Regions from separate parts of the Homo sapiens genome. Here regions 1, 2 and 4 are each linked to region 3. The links are chromatin contacts, found by Hi-C or POLR2A ChIA-PET in ENCODE. All regions are on one chromosome and are shown on one strand. The core of a region is the stretch at or near the end of the contact, and the rest is flanking DNA. Distances in the headings are between cores, read along the strand shown. Region 1 overlaps CTNNBL1 (catenin beta like 1). Region 2 overlaps CTNNBL1 (catenin beta like 1). Region 3 overlaps TTI1 (TELO2 interacting protein 1). Region 4 overlaps CTNNBL1 (catenin beta like 1).

Region 1 (3,285 bases), core at 387-2,886, 190 kb before region 3:
ATCTGTGAATATTCTAAAACCCATTGAGTTGTACATTTTAACTGGTAGAAATTGTATAGTATGCGAATTGTCTCAATAAAGCTGTTAAAAAGAAAGAAAAATGAATAATGAAATGTCTATAATCTCAACACCCCGAAATAATCTCTTATAATTTTAGTCTCTTTCTTTCCAGTCACTTTTAATGTACATTTTTCATGTGTAATTGTGGTAATGCTTCATAAAGAATTTTGAGTATTGCCTTTTGTGTTTATCATTCTGACTGTAAGAATTTGTCCACCCTATTGTAGACGTCTTCTCCTAATTGTTAACAAGTATGTAATATTTCCATTTAGATGTATAATGTGTACGGCAGCAAATACCCTTTTTTTTTTTTAAGCTCTATAATTTCCCCATGAAATACCTTATCTGAAACCTCTTTTGTTCACAGGGAAAAGAAGATCTCCCGGAGCAGTGCCCTGAAAGTGCTGGACCATGCCATGATTGGCCCCGAAGGCACAGACAACTGCCATAAGTTTGTTGACATTCTTGGCTTACGAACCATCTTTCCCCTCTTTATGAAATCTCCCAGGAAGATCAAGAAAGTGGGAACCACTGAGAAGGAACATGAAGGTAGGGTTCACTGGAGGAGTCAGCCTAATTTAGGTGCATTAGGAGAAATAGGGAAATGTGAACTACTTTGAAAAATTCTGACGTGTTTGGGGGATAGAGGGGAAGAGTGCTACCTTTTTCTTACTATTTTCTTATTTTTCATGAATGAAAAAGAGACCCCAGGTCACTGATAGCCTTTGTTGCACCAGTTCTCTGCTTGTTTGAATCCTGGTCATTCCATTTCCTTCTGGACTGTTAATAAGTCTGTGTGTGAGGGTTTTGTTTTCTTCACTATAATTTGTAGCGAGGTGTCTCTCTGATGGAAGACCCTTTTGAAAAGAGTAATGAGGTGGCAACACATGTCACCTCCAGAGTGGTGCTTTCATGTATTTCTGTACTAAAGTATGATTCAGCCAACATCAGGAATTGCCGAAATAAACTATTTATAGCCCAGATTCCCCTTTTATGTTTCTCCTCCCTGATGGTGCACGCTCCCAGCAAAATGCTGCCATGAATTGTGACGCTGTAACCAGAGTAGTTACTGCTAGGCCAGTCTCTTCCTGCTGTTGTCTAGTGGCCTGCTGCAGCCCTCTCCCCAGTAAATAGCCACAGTGCAATCTGGAAGGCCAGGGATTTATGAGCATTGACAGTTCTGCTGGAGGCTGGCAGACACTTGCACCAGGGAATTTACATGGTTGGATGGTTATTTTAAAGTGTGGGGAGCGGGTGGAGAGGAGTGGGGAGGTAGTGTGTTGAGAGAGGAGCAGAAGCTGAGCTGACTGGCTCATTTGGCTGTTTTCTCAGAAGCAATGTTCGTCCCATGGTTTAGGAGGCTTTTTTTTTTGTCAGTGCTTGGTGGAATTGGCATGGGTATCTGCAGGATCTTTTGCATTCCTCATCCTCATAGACGAAAGTTTGAGAACTCCCGCCTCTCTCTTTTCCAGTTGACTTGGCTTAGTCTCTCCCAACTTGGAGTGGCTAAAGGGAAGGTGGTGTGACCTACCTTCAGTGGTTATCTTCAGTGATATCTTCTCTATCAAATCAACTCTCCAGAGACAACAGGAAATCTGGCTGGAGCAAAAGAGGAACTGGCCTTGCAAATACTGTGGCCTAGAGACCTGAGAACAAGTAGAGACTTCAGTTTAACTCATTTTGACCAAACACTAGCTATAAATATGTTAACCCCGTGCTAGATTTTCCCCACTGAAAATTCAGCAAAATGAGTCCCTGGGAGAGGGAATGGAGGGGGTCCTGGAGGTCTAGGAGATAAACTTTTCAGACAGTCAACATTTAGTGAAAGCCTGCCACTTTCCTGGCCCGGCTGCACTATTCGCTATCATATTTAAAACTCACAACCTATGAAGTATTGGTGGCATCCTTATTTTTTTTTTTAGAGGAGATGAACTGGGAAGGCAGCCGAGCTGTGGGTTCTACAGCTAACTAGGTGTGCGACTTTGGAACCTTGGCTTAACTTCCCTTCACTGCATTTTCCTTTCTGGTCTGTAAGATGAGGGAAGTGGACTAGTGAACTAGAAGCTCTGATAGCCACACCTTCAGATTCTCAGGAACAAGCCCTGGTTGTCAGGGTTGCCTGTGAGCCAGGAAGCTCCTCAGGGTGGATGCTGTGGCTGACCTGCTGGGTTCCACTGAGAGACCTGAGGCTGCATCTTGAGTGTGCTGGAACAGAGTGTGAAGGAAAACAGCCCTTAGCAGGCTCCTGCTCTGCGGTCATGGCACTGAGAAGAGGAGGAAGTGACAGATTCAGTGAGCAGCTGCTTTTCTTCTGAAAAATGTGCCCGGTGGCGTGCTGGTAACAGTCCATTTGCTTTAGAGTAACCGCATTAGGCATGTGATAACATTATGTTAGTGAGGGCAATGGCTTGGTAAGACGTCTCCTAGAAGGCATGTTCAGGCTGTAATGGCTGGGGAGGATGAGCTCTGCATCCTGAGCGGACCAGTACCCAGAGAGCAGAAGTGAACTCCAAGGAGAAAGCACAGCCCTCCACTCCTGCCACCCCTGCCAGCTGCTGCCACTCCTACAAACCGGCCTTCGGCCATGAATGGCAGAGTGAGAATGGAGGCAGAGCAGAGCAGTGCGCACTGTGCAGGGTTTCTTTGTCCTGTCCTCTGGGTAAGACTGTGCTCTTTGTTGGCCTCCGAGTGCCAGCCCTTCTCACGTAAGTGGGCCAGATTTGTGTGCTAAGCTAGAGCACAGTGGCCTCAGACCATCAGGAATACTGGTGGGCATGCCCAGCTCATTCCTGCCCCCGGGCTTCCAGCATGCTCTTCCCTCCATGTGCAGTGATTTTTCTCCACCCTGTCTGCCTGGCTATCTTTTAGTTGTCCTTAGTCCTTAGTTTTGTTTTTTGTTTTTTTTTTTCCTTTTTTTTTTTTTTCCCTGGCCTGTTGCCCAGGCTAGAGTGCAGTGATGCGATCTCGGCTCACTGCAGCCTCTGCCTCCCAGGTTCAACCGATTCTCCTGCCTCAGCCTCATGAGTAGCTGGGACTACAGGCGCCCACCACCACACCCAGCTACTTTTTGTATTTTTAGTAGAGATGGGGTTTCACCATGTTGGCCAGGCTGGTCTCGAACTCCTGACCTCAAGTGATCCGCCCACCTTGGCCTCCCAAAATGCTGAGATTATAGACAGGAACCACTGTGTCCGGCCTGGTCCTTAGTTTTGATGTCTCTTTCTC
Region 2 (3,240 bases), core at 303-2,802, 170 kb before region 3:
AAAGTGGCGGCTTCCCCCACGCGCTCTCTCTGTCTCTCCTGCCACCTTGTGAAGAAGGTGCTTGCTTCCCCTTCACCTCCTGCCATGATTGTAAGTTTCCTGAGGCCTCCCCAGCCAGGCAGAACTGTCCATCAGTTAAACCTCCTTTCTTTGTAAATTGCCCAGTCTCAGGTAGTATCTTTATAGTAGCGTGAATGTGAACTAATACACAAATGAACTGCCTCTGGTGGCTGTAAAGTATGAATAAGATCACGTGATTTTGCTGCATAATCCTTTCAGGTCTTCTTAATACAGATCTAGGGTAAAATCTAGACTTTTGCATGACAGAAGACCTGCCCCTTTGGCCTTCTCTTGCCGGTACCACCTTGCTCATCCCCTGCCCTGTTTCCACCTAGCCTAAACTAGGGAAGCCCCTCCTGGTGTTACTCTTTTCTCTCCTCCACATCTTGACATTGGATGCATCCCCTGACTGAGATGCTCTTTTACCCACATCTCTGTAAGACTGATTACTTACTCTTAGAAATCTCCCTCATCCTACTTCCTCCTTGAAGCCTCTCCTGATTTTCCATTTCTGTTCTGAGACTGCTTCCTTTCTTATGCTCCCGACAGCATCCGTTTTGTACAGTGGTGGTTGGCTTGCTTGTTTCCACTCAGCTGTGAGCTCCGCTAGGCAAGAACTATGCCTTACGCGTGGGGGTGGATAGGAATCCCTTTTGTCCTTTATATCCCTTTAAACAGACTTAATCAAAAGGAAAAAATAAATCTTTTTATTAGGGAAAATTTCAGAAATATACAAAGGTGGAGAAAATTATATATTGAATCCTTATGTACCCATCACTCAGCTTCAGTGAATAACGTTTTGCCAGTCTTGTTTGTTCCCCTCCTCTCTTTTTTTCTTGTAATATTTTAAGGCAACCTTAGACATCATGTAATTTTACCTCATGTGGAATTTTTAATTTATAAAATCAATGACTGATATGAGCAAGAGCCTTGGATTTAGGCATTTTCCTAGCTGGAATATGTATGTTAGCAATAGAATCTATTGATAGTTCAGCTGTATACTGTTAGATGCCAGAAGTAACTTAGATCAGATTTTCTCACCCTTGGCACTATTGACACTTAGAACCAGATAATTTTTTGTTGTGGAGGGCTCCCCTTCATATTGTAGAGTGTTCAGCAGCATCCTTGGCCTCTTGCCACAGCTGGATGCCAGTAGCAACCCCCAGTCAGTCATCACAAACACACACATAAAAATTGCAGAATATCTCAAACAGTGGAATCCTCCCACCCCTCCCCCTGCACAACCCCCAACTGAGAACCACTGTCATAGAGAAAGGGAAGAATTTTATAGCTGTTGAGATCTTCCAGATCTCAGGACTGTTCAATAGACAGTTGGGGAAACTAAGTCCCAGAAAGGAAGTGTGCCTTTCTGATTATTACTGTGCTTATTAGTATCATGCTAGAGAATAAATCTGTATTTTCTGCTTCCTGTGCCAGCGTGTGTCTAACTCTACCACACGTAGTTTCTAGAGGCTACCAGGGTGATGTCAGAGGCTGCCTAGGAGCAGGAAGAATTCCTGTGGCCGTGGTGTGGGTGTCTTCCCTGAACAGAGAAGATGACATGGCCAGGCTGAGGGGAGTTATGGAATACTGCTGCCAGCAAGGACACACTGCTGCTGATTTGCAGCCATGCCCAGCATCTGCCTTGGCTGCCCGTCATTCCCTTTTACCAAATATTTATGATGAAGCGGGCTGGAGAGCTCTTTCCTTGGGAATGCATCTTGGATTCCATAGTGGCAGACAAGTAGAATTTGTTTCACAGAAATAACTTTGAAGTTAGTTTTTGCCAGAAACCATCTGTTTTATATAAAGCAAAGGGACATTGGAGTTTCAGTTTATAGCTTTGTTCAAAATGGACTCTCTGCTTATTTCTCACAACTCATTCTGCTAAGCAGCGCCCTGGAAAGTTGGGTGCTAGTAAATTTAGTTTACCACTAGGAAGGCAGATTTAGGATGGTAGGGAGAAAGCTGGCTCATGAAGTGAGATCAAAGACTCTCTGGCTCTCAGTAGCTCTGAAAACTTGGGTAAGGCTCATAACCTCTCTGGGCCTTATTTTTTCACATCTGTACAATGGGGAGAATAATTCACTCCAGGGGTGGTCATGAATATTAAGTGAGAAAGAGTATATGAAGCACCCAGCATGTGAATCCAGCACACAGTGCTAATAAATGGTTTTTCGCTCCTCAGAAAGACCTGTCTGGAAAGGCACGCAGATTTTGCAGGCCCTTAGTTCTTTATTTGTACAATTCTAAAATGGTTGCACTGGGTGTATAGAAAGATTAACTTTGGAGAAAATGACGATGGCAACAAAGTACTTAATATATTTGCCAATATATATTGTTGATTGTACCCGGTTAATAAAACAGCATGGACTCATTCTTCACAAATGCCATATGTTCTTTAGGATTAACTGGGTTATTTTATCTCCTCTCTGTGATGAGTCTGATCCCTGTTAGAATGTGGTCCTGAAGCATTTTCACTACAGAGATGACTGCCTGTTTTTCCAGTAGTCTCTGAGCATGAAAGATTATAGGATGGTTTCATTTGTTAGTCTGAGACTAGAAAAGAAAGAGCTATGTCAGTGCAGCGCTGAAATTCCTCCTGTCCTCTAACTGCCGCCTGACTGGCTGAAGGAAGAAGGGTCAAGAAATCAGATTTCAAGAAAGTGAACATAAGGCCGCCTTGGGTCTGCAGCAAGTTTTTCTGGTTTCTGTGGAAATCAGCTGAAGCCCTGGAGCCTGGAGGGAGTGTGAGTGTGTGTGGAGCTCAACAGTTGGTGAGGCTGCAGTAGCTTCAAGGAGGACTTTGCTGCTTAATGTGGGAAGAATAGGAGGAGGAGGGAGCGGCTGTTTGAAGAGCAGAAAGGCAGGACTGTCGAGTAAGATGAAAGCAGTGAAGAGGTAGGTTTAGATCATTGCTGGAAGGCCCTGGAAACAGGCCCCCTCCCCCACCAACTGAATTTCTGTCTAAAGCAGGCATCCAGGGAGGATTTTCAGAGGAGTGTGAACACCTTCTTTGCATTGGGACTGTGGTGTTCGGCTCTCCTGCACCAGGGTAGGTTGATGCTTGGACAGTGGGGAAATGGAAGAACAAAGACATTGCTGATGAGGGAGAATGTAGGGAAATTCCCAGCTGAGCCTTCGTGCTCAGCCTTGGGTGTGTGGCTCCAGGCCCTTGCA
Region 3 (3,169 bases), core at 607-3,106:
CCCTCTCTGGCAGCACAGCCTCCACACTCTCCTCCTCTCTGGCCATCTCTTCTCCCATCACTCTGTGCATGCTGATGCTGCAAAGGAGGCTGTGTGTTTCCTTTTAAACAAATGGATGCTCAGGGTGTTGATGCGTCCTAGCCAGCAAGCAGTGGGGCTATGTTTCTATACTTGGTAATTTACTCTAATGGGTCTCAGTTCATTGGTTAACCAGTATTTCAAGCCTGTCCTTTCTTGCTATTCAATTTAGCTATCTTCCCCTGCACGGAGGTCGTTTTTTATTTCTAAATGTTGGAAATGGAGGATTATGACTTGAAGCAACGATTTACTCTCCAAATAAATACTACCAATTACCTTTGCAGCTATACATGCTCGTTTGACTTAACTATGTTTACCTGTTCAAAACCATTCATCTATCGATCTAACGCCAACATGCATACTCACACAGAGACCCATATCAAAAATATTTAAATGCAACATGGGCAGGACTTAAAACCGTAAACACCAGTAGAAGCAAATGATGCTAACCATACCTCTGAAGTGCCACAAGATAAAGTATCATAAATGCAGAGGAATGATTCCATTGCTTTGTGCATATTTAAAAGGATATGGCGCTGAGAGGTCCAATCTGTTATAGACAATTCAAAAATAAGCCAGAATCTAGGAGGGTTTACATCCCACTGGGGCGAGATTTAAAAGCAGCCCTTTCCATCTGGCCAGTTCTCCTGCCTCCAGGAACCCTGCAAGCCTAGATCCCACGACAGTGTATTGGGCACAGATTTCAAAGTGGCATTCTGTGCTGAGCACTATGAGGGCTGACTCGGACCTTTCCCCCAGCTGGCTGCACTCTCGGGCCACATTGTTTCCTGCCCCTCCCTGGAAGGTATGTACCCTTGAAGATAAAGACATCTTCATAGCAGCCTAGGTAGGCTTGCCCACCTCCTGCCTGAACTGTTTTCCTGTAACCTGTGCTCTGGCACTAAGCCAGCAGCCTCCACTCACGGATGCCTTCAGAAACAGCTCTAGGAAATGTCCTTCTGTATTTACTGCAAGGACGTTGAGGATATTAGTCACAACAGTACCCAGTGTTCTTTTAAGATGACCCACAGAGAAATTTTCCTCAAGCGTCAGTAATAAGGAAAGCCATGCTTCTTTCTGAAAAGCTTTCTTTCCTTTTCTTTTTAAAAACTCTTATTCAGGTACTTCCTGTACCATTTTCCTCTTTGCTGTCTGTCAGGAAGCACAGAGCCACTCTGAAAGCTCCTCTCTAGCAAGGGTGCAGGGCTCTAACTGTATTGTCTATATTAACCTCAACTCGGTCTCATCTTGTTTTTGCTGTTATTTTTCCATTTAAAAAATTTCTTCACTTCCTTCCTTTTTTCTTTGTTGCAAACAATTTATAAGATGTTCCAAGTCATTTTCGGAATAAGAAGAAATTTAAATAATGATTCACAACTACTATTTAGTGACTTTTACTCTGTGGTGGTATTTTGTGCTACCTGACTTTACTGAATCCTTGTCGTCATTGTAGTAGGTGAAATAAGCAAAATAACATACATGCTTTTTTCGGTCTTATAGATGAGAAAACAGAGACTTTGAGAAGTGAATTAATTTGCCAAGGTTATCTTGTTATTGAACAACAATGTGAGGCCTTGGTAGTTATCTCTGAAAATCTTCAACTCTCAACACAGCACTTGGCTCATCATAAGAGACCCAATAAAAATCTTTTAAAATACATCTATACAATAAGACAAATAGAGATCATCTCCCTGGCTACTTTATTTACTCAGTACTGAGACAACATTTACTTCCACGCCTCTGAGGTGTTCGAGAGGGATGACAGAGCCTGCAGAATGAGGAAATGACTACCCTGTGGTCGACCACAGCCTCTGATGACCAAAACCCACTTTGTGCAGGCGGTGCTGCGACCAGGCTCGATCTGTCATCGAGAACATTCTGCTCCCAACCTGGCACGGCATGCACTGTGCACACACACCCCACGCTTGGCTTTCCTACCGGGTGGTAAGATGGTTGACCCTGGCAGGTTATCAGTGACATGACAACACCAAGGAAGAAGGGACAGAATTGGCAGCACTGAATTTAAGTAGATTTAAGTAGCCCAGAGGTCCCTGCCTTCAGTTCTGAAACCCAGCAACCCACTTTGTTTGTAATCTGCCTGCCAGATGTCTCTTATCTTTGACACCATGAAATCAGGCCTATATATGCACAGTGAACAGCTCCAGATCTGAGTGTATTTTTAGAACAATGGGACTCAAAAAGAAAACCAGCAATGCCTGTCAAAAGATGGATAATAGGAAAGCTAACTACTTGGGTTTGGATTTGTCAACTATTAATCAAGTGTCAAAAGGAAAAAATATTAGGTGTGTCCTCATTTCCATGCTGGGTGCAATCCAAGGGGGAACAGCTTTGCAGTCCAAGCTCAGCCAAACTGCCCACACCATTTAAGGGGATGAGCTACTAATTTCAAGCTCAGCTGAACTAATGGATCACCTCTGTGGCTCCTCATCCGTTCAAATATAATAGGCTCATGTGTGGGTAAAGAGAGGAGTTGGGGCTCTGACAGGGATGAAATGAATGAGCCTGTGCCGGTCTGTGTTCGTCCAGGGTTTGAAGGCACCAGCTGGTTCTTTGATGGGATGGGATCCTACTGCTAGAAAGAGAGCAGGGAAGTCAGTCTGTAAATGAACCTTCAAACCCGGTCCTGACTTCTGCAAACAGTGGTGGCACAATTAACATGAAAAAGATCCTTTTGAGGTGAAATCCCCAGTTCAGATTTTAGTAAGGATGAAGCAGGCTTACAACTAGAAATTCTGTGGCCAGTGTCTATGTGTATGAGTAACATACACATCATGTATAACATATTTGGGAAATTTACATACATGTACCCCACATAGGTGTGTACACAGATGTAAATATACCTTCAGAACATAAGCAGAGGGTAGAGGCCCCTATCTTGTTCCCTCTAATTCCAGTCCCTAGAACAGTACCTGGAGACTCCTTGGACATACTAACGTGATTCATCCACAAGCACCCTATGAGAATGGAGTTTTCATCACCCCCAGTTTACAGAGGAAGAAAATGAAATGAAGCTAAATCATTTGCTCAAGGTCACATGGCCAGTAAGATCTGAACCTCGGTTTGTCCAAAG
Region 4 (3,508 bases), core at 439-2,938, 250 kb before region 3:
AACAAAACAAAACAAAAAAAGTGTACTGTACATTGAACCCAGAAAGGTCAATGGCAGAGTGAGGTGGGGTATAAGAGCCACAGGAAAGTAGTGACAATGAATGTGAAACCCCTGTGGACTGAAGTTTTTGCATTTGTCTCTTTGTACCAGGAGGAGCCATTGGATGAAAGCTCAGTGAAGAAAATGATCCTCACATTTGAAAAGAGATCATATAAAAACCAAGAATTGCGGATTAAGTTTCCAGACAATCCAGAGAAGTAAGGTTCTGTTCCACTGATACCATGTCTCCTCTGTGGCGTTTCGTTGGCTAATTTTGTTTTGATTTTGGTTTGTTTTGGCTTTTGTGATTTGGGCCAGGAATCCCAGGATGACCCCCATGTTTGGGAATTCACTAGAAGGACTCCCAGGACTCAAAGTCAGTGATACTCAGGGCTGTGGTTTATTACACAGGGCACACAACAGGATCAGCAAGAGAAAAAGACACATCAGGTGGCATCTGGAGAAATTCAGATACAGGCTTCCTATGTTTTCTCCTTCCCAGTGGGTGGGATTATACAAACATGCTTCTTTCTTCAGCAATGAAATGCATCAACATGTGTGCAGTGATGCTGTCCAGGGAAGCCCATTTCAGACTCTGAGTTCAGGGTTTTTATGGAGGACTGGTCATGTAGGCATTCTCTGCCTGTAATAACAATAACAACCAAAATTGTAGGCTCCTGGAAGGAAAGCAGCTGTTCAGTGCCCCGGGCTGACAAAGCAGCAACCTTATCACTTAGGGAACATTTCAAAAGCCAAATTCCTGGCTGCCAGCCTAGGGCCAGCCTTGTAAGCTAGCCCTTTTCAAGATCAGCCCCGCAGTTAACATATTAACTCTCCTGCATTATTCTTTTCAGTGCCCAAAGAAGACTGATCGTGCCTGCCGTTAGTGATAGCTTTACTGTGGAGATCATTTCAGAGGCTCTGAAGTTAGACAGATATTGGTGTGATACACACATCCCTTTGAATAAGTTACTTCCCCTTTCTTAGCCTTGGGTGTCTCATCTGTATAAGGAAATAATGCCTTCCTCACAGGGTTGTATGAAGATTAAAGGAGAATAATGTAAGTGTTTAGCTTAGTACCTGGCACATAGTAGGTGCCCATGAGATGATAGTTAACGTGAGTTTTACTACACTGGCACCTTGGTGCACTATGAAGTGCTATGTGAGGAATCTGGCATCTTTCAGTCAGTCTTGAATCCTAACCAAGGGGACTTTCACATTTATACGATTTTAATGTTCTAAACCTCTCTTTCTTTCCCTATCTTTGTCCCTCCCAGGACATACAATTTTAATGAATCTTAATATGCCCAAGGCCCCCAGGCAATTAACAATTGAGTAGTACAGGCTTTGCACTCAAGTTTTTAGGTTACTAGGGAGACTGACTATAAAGGCAAGGTAGAAGGAAACAGACACTTTAAAAGAGATATAATAGGAGAAGAAACAGTAAATACCAAGTTGGGGGCTATTGAGGGTGTCACAGAAAAGATAGTAGTTGAGCTGGGCCTTGAAGATTCATTTTTATTAGGCGGAAAAGAACACAGGAAGGCATGCCAGGCAATATGAGGAGCATGAACAAAGGCACAGAGGTGTCAGCGGGCACAGAGTCTTCATGGCAACCTAGAGAGGCCAGCGTGGTCAACTATGTTGTCCCTGTGCTGTGGATGAGAAGGCAGAGTGGGGAGAATGTGGTTACTGGGCCTAGGGCCACAGCCCTCTTTGATAGTAGGAGTAGCTATTAATAGATCAGGGCCCAGCTTATCCAGCATTAGAGTCCTATCAGGTTTTGTACTGATCTCCACCATACAGGAGCACTGTGTGTGTGTGTGTGTGTGTGTGTGTGTGTGTGTGTGTAATTACACAAGTAATGCATGAATAGATTGTCATTCTGAAAATACCAGTGGTACATGAGTAGAGTGAAAAATGAAAGTTTTCCTTCACTACTCTGATCCCTTTCCATTCCTCTGCCTAGAGGAACCTTGTGAACAGTTAATTATGCAAATGTATTTGTTTCTACTTAAATCATACTGTGCATATTCTGCACCTTGATTTTTTGGGTCATCTAACAGATCTGTCCAGGTGGTACATGCATATCTACCTTGTGTTTTTTTAATTGGTGCATAGTATTTCATGGTTTGGAAATACCATGACTTATTTAATTATTTTCTATTAATGGACATTTGATTATTTTAAAATCGGCTTTTATGAAAAATGCTATAGTGAACCTACTTGTACATGTGTCTTTGTGTGCATATATTTCCATAGGATAGATACCTAAATTTTGAATTCCCAGATTGAAGGGTATGTACATTTTAATGATAGCTACTGCCAATTTTCTCACTGTATTTTTAAATTCTCCCCCCAGCAGCAGCATCTCTTTTCTTGTGTTCTTGCCCACAATGCATGTGATCAGTCTTTAACATCTTTGCCATTTGTTTTGTTGTTATTTCTGTACTCAGTGGTTCCTGCATTAGACTCTGTTCCTTTTAGGAGATGGACGGTGTCTTGTTTGTCTCTAGTGCCTACCACAGTACTTGCCTTGCTGTAGGTGTTCAGTAAACATGAGAGAGCTCATGTAGTCCCTGTCGTCTTTATTACATCCCCATTGCTTGAACCTAAGGATACATTATGAGGAAGCTATGCTGCGGGTAATGATACTGGAAATTTAAGAAATTCAGTTTACTTCTTTGAACACCAGTATTTCCTTCGCCCGCTTGGTAGATACACGTCTCTCAATTTGGAGCAGAGTTTCTGCAGGTTATGTTCACCATCTACATCTTAGGTACCTTAGTGTTACAGTTCATTAACTGGGTTTAAGACAATGTGATTTTATTTAAAAAAATCGGTAGTGTTTTCCATTCAGACAAAATGTATATACTATTTTAGTTTTAAAATCTGAGCATATGAAAATTGAAATTGTGCATAAAGAACTTTTTTTTTTCATGTCGAAAAGCAGTTAGGAAACTACATTGTGTTTTAACCTTGAGTTCTTGAATTCTCACTGGTGCAGTGTCTTTCGTAATTCTCTAGATCAGCGAGGTGAAATTAAGATGAAAATTGCTAGAGTGTATTCGGATGAAACTTTCCGGTTGAGATCAGAAACATTCAAATTTATTTTCCCATATATCCAATTGTCATTTTGATCGCATACCCAAAAATGCCTCTCTTCATTTGACTGCATTTGAGATTCAGTTGACAGTTCTCCTTATGCACCCTCCAATTTGCACTGCCTGATCTTTCTCCTAAACACCACATTGACTAGAGTGTGCTGTTTCCCTAGAAAGTCCTTTAATAGTTCTTCTCTTCATTTTTGCAGGGACAGAATTACTTAGTTTACTGATTTTCAACCTTTTTGGTCTCAGGATCTCCTTGTACTCTTAAATTATTGAATATCCCAAAGTGCTTAGAAAATTCTGGCAAATACAAGAATAGACAAGCACACATTTCATTAGCCATCAGGGCAGTGATGTCA

Evidence for each region. Hi-C counts contacts between places; a loop is a spot of excess contacts on that map. ChIA-PET counts read pairs that join two places held with the same protein, here RNA polymerase II (POLR2A). Pooled maps may share reads with other maps.
Region 1: a loop to region 3 is called in a map of GM12878, with 4 times the contacts of the local background. The contact joins two enhancer-like sites. A Hi-C loop is called at or near these places in 1 of 168 maps with a recorded cell type or tissue (GM12878), 15 of 37 single-sample maps with no recorded cell type and 7 of 50 pooled maps. POLR2A ChIA-PET finds 5 or more read pairs at or near these places in 1 of 52 experiments (RWPE1).
Region 2: a loop to region 3 is called in a map of IMR-90, with 2.4 times the contacts of the local background. The contact joins two enhancer-like sites. A Hi-C loop is called at or near these places in 1 of 168 maps with a recorded cell type or tissue (IMR-90) and 4 of 50 pooled maps. POLR2A ChIA-PET finds 5 or more read pairs at or near these places in 5 of 52 experiments (B cell, MCF 10A, Panc1 and 2 more).
Region 4: a pooled map shows a loop between it and region 3 (3-fold over the local background). The contact joins two enhancer-like sites. A Hi-C loop is called at or near these places in 7 of 50 pooled maps. POLR2A ChIA-PET finds 5 or more read pairs at or near these places in 3 of 52 experiments (BJ, H1 and PC-9).

Annotation. Positions count from the first base shown.
Region 1 is chr20:37,802,440-37,805,724 of GRCh38, forward strand. CTNNBL1 (catenin beta like 1) reads left to right here. Exons shown (of 16, transcript NM_030877.5): 11 at 428-609. Among named protein-coding and RNA genes, the nearest start is that of VSTM2L, 99 kb to the right of the region's middle. Within about 2 kb of position 1,637, at least 5 of the 41 ENCODE cell types and tissues checked have a DNase peak (open chromatin) inside an H3K27ac peak, as active enhancers do.
Region 2 is chr20:37,820,644-37,823,883 of GRCh38, forward strand. The region is part of intron 11 of CTNNBL1 (catenin beta like 1); the gene reads left to right. Among named protein-coding and RNA genes, the nearest start is that of VSTM2L, 81 kb to the right of the region's middle. Within about 2 kb of position 1,553, at least 3 of the 41 ENCODE cell types and tissues checked have a DNase peak (open chromatin) inside an H3K27ac peak, as active enhancers do; they include IMR-90, where a contact is called at or near this core.
Region 3 is chr20:37,988,840-37,992,008 of GRCh38, forward strand. All of the region lies in intron 7 of TTI1 (TELO2 interacting protein 1), which reads right to left. Among named protein-coding and RNA genes, the nearest start is that of TTI1, 43 kb to the right of the region's middle. RefSeq lists an enhancer at 1,746-1,825. Within about 2 kb of position 1,857, at least 24 of the 41 ENCODE cell types and tissues checked have a DNase peak (open chromatin) inside an H3K27ac peak, as active enhancers do; they include IMR-90, where a contact is called at or near this core.
Region 4 is chr20:37,737,228-37,740,735 of GRCh38, forward strand. It overlaps CTNNBL1 (catenin beta like 1), which reads left to right. Exons shown (of 16, transcript NM_030877.5): 3 at 151-257. Among named protein-coding and RNA genes, the nearest start is that of CTNNBL1, 45 kb to the left of the region's middle. Within about 2 kb of position 1,689, at least 3 of the 41 ENCODE cell types and tissues checked have a DNase peak (open chromatin) inside an H3K27ac peak, as active enhancers do.